Regions from separate parts of the Homo sapiens genome. Here region 1 is linked to region 2. A link is an interaction called in ENCODE POLR2A ChIA-PET data of the cell type or tissue named here. Cell type or tissue: A673. All regions are shown on one strand. Each heading gives the region's core, and the rest is flanking DNA. Links, peaks and the distances in the headings are about the cores only. Region 1 has its middle 66 kb from the start of LINC00963. Region 2 has its middle 23 kb from the start of LINC00963.

Region 1 (2,902 bases), core at 277-2,776, 90 kb before region 2:
TCGGGAGACTGAGGCAGGAGAATCACATGAACCTGGGAGGCGGAGGTTGCAGTGAGCCGAGATCTCCCCACTGTACTCCAACCTGGCGACAGAGTGAGACTCCATCAAATAAAAAAGGGTGGTTACTCCATAGACATAGCAGCCAGGGCTGCTTGTTGCCCACTTTAATGGTTATTTCTTGATGATATGCTAAACAAGGGCCTTCCCAGCCTGAGACGGAGGGCCGCCCGGACTTTCCCAACTGCTGGCCCTGCTCCCGGCAGTTCATGCCTCCCCTTTTTAGGTTATATAGGGCAACTTCCTGGCGTTGCCATGGCATCTGTGAACTGTCGTGGCGCTGGTGGGAGTGTAGCAGTGAGGACGACCAGAGGTTACTCTCATCACTATCTTAGTTTTGTTGGGTTTTAACCAGCTTCTTTATAGCAACCTGTTTTATCAGCAAGGTCTTTATGACCTGTGCCTTGTGCCGACCTCCAGTCTCATCCTGTGCGACTTAGAATGCCTTAACCATCTGGGAACGCAGCCCGGTAGGTTTCAGCCTGATTTTACCCAGCCCCATTCAAGATGGAGTTGCTCTGGTTCACATGCCTCTGACAGTGGGGCCTTTATTGCTATTTGCTGCCATCTTATCCCTGTGCTATTTCTTTTCTGTGGTCCCCACCAGAGATTTTGCATCCCAGTGCCCAGCACAGGACTTGGCACGGGATGATTAATCTGTGGGTTCATCTGTAGGCATTGGGTGGTGCAGACTATGCTGGGCTGAGAAATGCCTGGCCCTGTGCTTGCTGGATGCGGCAGAGACCAGGAAGAGGTGGACACAGCCCCTCACACTCTAAGCCTGGTTGAGGGGGGGCTCAGGCTCCAAGCCCCTGTCCCTGTCCCTGCAGTGAATGGTCTTTTGCAAACAAGAACCAAACATCCTCCTTTTTTTTTTTGAGATGAGGTCTTGCTCTATTGCCCAGGCTGGAGTGCAGTGGTGCAATCATAGCTCACTGCAGCCTCGACTTCCCAGGCTCAAGGGATTCTCTCACCTGAGCCTCCTCAGTAGCTGGGACTATAGGCATGTGCCACCACGCCTGGCCAATTTATGTATTTTTTGTACAGATAGGGTTTTGCCATACTGCCTAGGTAGTCTTGAACTACTGGACTCAAGTGATCATCCCACCTCAGCCTCCCAGGCATGAACCACCTCGCTGGCCTGCCCTTCTGTTTTATCAGTGTGTAGCGGCACTGGATTGGGGGATGAGCCAGCTCTAGGTGCCGGCCTTGTTTAGGCTCAGCCAATTCCTTGGCAGTTGATTGGTTCAGGAGCTCTGGTCTAAGCCAATCAGCACACAGCAGCATCTCCTGGGGATCTAGGTTGGTCCAGGCTGGACCCAGGAGGCCCTCTCTCCCTCCTGCTGGGCTCAAGGAAGGAAGCAGGTGGCCTCCGCTGCTCCCTGAGGAATAAGCTCCCACTGAAGAAGGGACTCCAGAGGACTGCCCACCTCTGGGCTTCCTGTTGTGTTGTGCCATGTGATATCCTTATTGCTTAAGCTAGCCGGGGTCAGATTTCCTGTTACTTACAGCCAAAAGCATCCCCTCTGAGGCAGCGTGCGGAAAAGGAAGCCATGCCATCCAAGCAGACTCCCCTGTGTGGCCCTCAGGCCTCGAAGACCTGGTCCCACCTTCTCTTTCCTTTTTTTCTTTTCTCTTTACTTTTTTTTGAGACGGGGTCTCGCTCTGTCACCCAGGTTGGAGTGCAGTGGTTCGATTTCAGCTCACTGCAACCTCCATCTCCCTGGTTCAAGCGATTCTCCTGCCTCAGCCTCCCGAGTAGCTGGGATTACAGGCGTGCACCACCATGTCCGGCAAATTTTTTGTATTTTTAGTAGAAACGGGGTTTCACTGTGTTGGCCAGGCTGGTCTCAAACTCCTGGCCTCAAGTGATCCACCCGCCTCGGCCTCCCAAAGTGCTGGGATTACAGGTGTGAGCCACCCGCCTGGCCCTCACTGCTAATTTACCACCAGCTGTGAGATTCTCCATTCTCTCAGCTCAGCGTTTCTTGCCTCCTGTCTCTTGCACCTCAGCGGGGGAGCACAGTGGGGTCTGAGTCAGCTCCTGCTAAGGAAAGGACTAAGTGAGCAGAATCTCCTCCTTGTACCTGATGGGCAAAGGTGCAGATGGCACCTGCTAGAGCTGCGTCCTTAAGAGACACACAGGGATCAAGTGCTTGGGGAAGAGCATTAAAGGGGGTATGGGGCCATGCTGCCAGACACCCTTTAGCAAAAGTTTGAGGCAATAGCAAAACCCCGTCTCTACAAAAAATACAACCAGCTGGGCATGGTGGTATGCGTCTGTAGTCCCAGCTCCTCAGGAGGCTGAGGAGGGAGGATTGCTTGAGCCCAGGAAGTCGAGGCTGCAGTGAGCCATGATTGCACCATGGCACTGCAGCCTGGGTGACAGAGCTAGACCCAGAAGGCAACCCCTCTTGCCCTTTCCGTTGATGCCCTGCAGCAACAAAAAACCCTGTCTCATTTTTGCCAGGTTAAAAACCACTTCTGTAACAACACTTGATTTAATCGGATGACAGTTATGATCAGATTACATCAAGCACTTTCTGGGTGTGCATCGTCTGTTAAGCTCTCTATGTCCTTGACTTTGCTGGACTGTGACCTTGTGAGAGGCATGCCGTATGTTATTCTTAGGATAAGGATATGCTTATTGCTTAAGCTAGCCGGGGTGATGACACAGAAGGGAAACTGAGGCCCAGGGAGGGTAGGTGAATCACCCAACATCACCCTGCTTGGGAGAGGCAGGGACAGGATTAGAACTCAGGCCTCCTGATCCAGACTTGAGCACGTTCTCCTGCACACTGCCACACACTGCTGCCTGCAGAGGGCCTGCTGGCCAGTTCTTAGG
Region 2 (2,842 bases), core at 343-2,842:
GCTGGGATTATAGGCGTGAGCCACTGCGTCTGGCCTACATCTTTTTAATCACTTCCCTTCCCCGACTTTTGCCGCCCTGGTCCAGACCCCCATTATCATCCAGATGTCTGCAGCAGCCACCTTGGTGGCCTCCCTGCTTCTGCTCTGCCCTGCAATCCTTCTTCCAAAGGATAGCCAGAGCAGTCTTTCTGGAAGGTGCTTCTGAATATGTTACTTCCTGCCTAAAACTTTCCATGGCTCCCCATGACCCCTCCCACCCCGTGGGATATTGAAACGAACATGCCTGCAAGCCGTGTTCTAATGAGTCCTGTTCCTCTCGCCCCAGGCCTTTGCGCACACTGCGTGCCCCTTGCCAGAGCATCCCACACCCTCAGCCTGGTTGACTCCTATTCAAGCTTTGGGTCTCAGGTTAGACCTGCTCTTCTAGAAGCCTTTTGTGCTCCCTCCCCCTAACAATAGGCAAGGTCAGGGGCTGCCTCCAGCCTCCCATAGACCCTGGTGCCCCCATTATACCCCTGACCACACTGGGCCCGTCTTCGCCTCTGGTGCCTCTCCATGCCTGGCACACAGTAGGTGCTCAGGAAGGAATTGTGGATATCGCCTTCCCTCCAGGGAAGGGCGGGGGGATTGCTGAAAAACAAGACCTGCTCAGACCTCCCGGCTACATGTGGAGGGCAGAGAAGGAGGGGCCCTGGAGCTCACACCAGAGACACAGCTCCTGCGTGGGCAGGACCTACATTCCTGACTCGGGAAGCCATTGAATAATAATTGTCATAGCAAATGGAATTCCTCATCTATATGTTCCCAACACAGTTCCATGAACGATCTTGATCCATCACCACCAAGGGAGGAGGTGCCTGGAGGGCACTGCCCACAGAACCCCACGCCCTGTGCTGAGAGCTGCACCTGCTCAGGCTCATTCTGTGCCCTTATCACCCCCACTTTACAGAGGAGAAAACCGAGGCTCTGCGGGTGGGTGACTCGCCCCAGGCCGCTGAGTCACAGTGCGGCTGGGATGGGAATCCAGGCACTAGCCCAGGCCTCTGGCTGCCCACGTCACTGCCCACCACCTGGCCGGCTTTGGGCGCTCCACCTAGACTCTCCGGCCTCAGTTGTTATTCTGTAAAGCGGACATCTGAATAATAATTAAGATTTGTGAAATCAGCTGCTCAAAAGTGCCTGGCAGGTTAGTGTGATGGCAGGCAGTTTTCAGAAGAGGAGGTTCAGAGAGGGGCAGCGAGATGGCCGTGGTCACAGAGCATGGGCATTTGGGTCAGCCTCTGAGGGGGTGGAATTTGGTGAGATCTCTGTTAAGCTTCTCTCTGAAATCACAGGCGTGGGGCTGGCCACGTGGGTGGGCCGGTTCAGCCATGTCATTGGAGAGAGTCCAAGAGGCTCAGTGGTGTCAGGGCTGTGGCTTTGACGGGAGGGGAGGGTGCATGGCCACTCTGCTGGTGAAGGGAGCTTGGAAGGGGGCCATGGAGACCCCAGCCACTCCGAGGCCAGAACCCTCCTTCTTGGCAAACGCTACTGGGTCTCAACCTAGCGCTTTATCCTCCTCCCCTGGCACAAATCTGGGAGGCGCTGGTGTGAGCCTCAGCTGCAGGAAACGAATCTAGAGCATCTGCAGCCTGGCCCAGCCCTGTGAGATGAGCTGGGATGGGACCCCAAGGTGGGCTCTGGGCTGGTCCTGCCATGTCACCTGGCCCAGTCATGCCCCTCTCTGGCATGGAGTGGGAGCTGGCCAAGCCCCTCCTGGCCTGGTCCCTGTGGGAATCTTAGTTCAACCCCATCCCACCTTGCTGGCTCCGGTGGGGGATGGGATTGTCTGTAAGGCAATAAGGGCAGCTGGTTCTGGGGCTTCAGAAAATCCCCTCCTCTTCAAGGCTTCATTCTCTCTTTTTCTTTTTTTTTTTTTTGAGATGGAGTCTTGCTCTGTTGCCCAGTTGGAGTGTGGTGGTGCGATCTCTGCTCACTGCAACCTCTGCTTCCAGGGTTCAAGCAATTCTCCTGCCTCAGCCTCCCAAGTAGCTGGGATTACAGGGATGTGCCACCATGCCTGGCTAATTTTTTTTTTTTTTTTAAGTAGAAACAGGGTTTCACCATGTTGGCCAGGCTGGTTTCGAACTCCTGGCCTCAGGTGATCTTCCCACCTCGGCCTCCCAAAGTGCTGAGATTACAGGCGTGAGCTACAATGCCCGACTGAGGCTTCATTCTCTAATGAGCAAAGGATGAAAACCGGCTGGTCAAAGCTGTTCATAATTACAGCTCAGAAAACCAAGAAAATAGCCCACGCTGGCTCTAAACTTGAGAGAAGGCCCCAGCCAGGAGCTGAGGGTGGAGGTTATGAAGGTCTCAACACCTCTGGAGAGCTCCTGGGATCCGCACCTGCCCACCATGGAAGAAGTCATCTCTTTGTCTTCCAACCAGACAGTGAACCCTGTGGAGGCAGGGGCTTTGTTCCTGCTACACAGGGGACTCCATTCACCTCCTGAGATAGTCACTGGGTCCCTGGGCTGTGCCTCTGTGCCAAGTGCAGGGGCTCAGAGAGGAGAGGCTGCAGGCGCTGCCCCCGGGAACCCACAGTTGGGCTGGGAAAGTTACCCAAAGGCTGAAAACTATAACACAGTGTGACAGACGCAAGGGAGGTGGACATAACCCAGACCTCCAAACACCGAGCTCTGTGTCAGATCTCATTGGGGGTCCTTACCCCCATTCACCAGACAGGGAATCTGAGGCTTACAGGAAGTAAATGGCAGTGAAGAGGGAAGCTGGAATTTCCACCAACACAGAGCCAACGCCACAGCCTCCTCCAAGCCGCATTCAGGGGCTTGGCACCCTC

What was found. Peaks named below come from ENCODE experiments on the same cell type or tissue, not always from the same donor. Only the 100,000 strongest peaks of a DNase experiment are listed, where the experiment ranks them.
Region 1: POLR2A ChIA-PET joins it to region 2 with 7 read pairs; 12 of 35 experiments call an interaction of 5 or more read pairs at or near these places.

Annotation. Positions count from the first base shown.
Region 1 is chr9:129,553,381-129,556,282 of GRCh38, reverse strand. No RefSeq gene overlaps it. Among named protein-coding and RNA genes, the nearest start is that of LINC00963, 66 kb to the right of the region's middle. RefSeq lists an enhancer at 633-1,280. In A673, for the core only: no CTCF peak of the experiment used is centred there; a DNase peak (open chromatin) is centred at 1,492.
Region 2 is chr9:129,463,819-129,466,660 of GRCh38, reverse strand. No RefSeq gene overlaps it. Among named protein-coding and RNA genes, the nearest start is that of LINC00963, 23 kb to the left of the region's middle. In A673, for the core only: no CTCF peak of the experiment used is centred there; no DNase peak of the experiment used is centred there.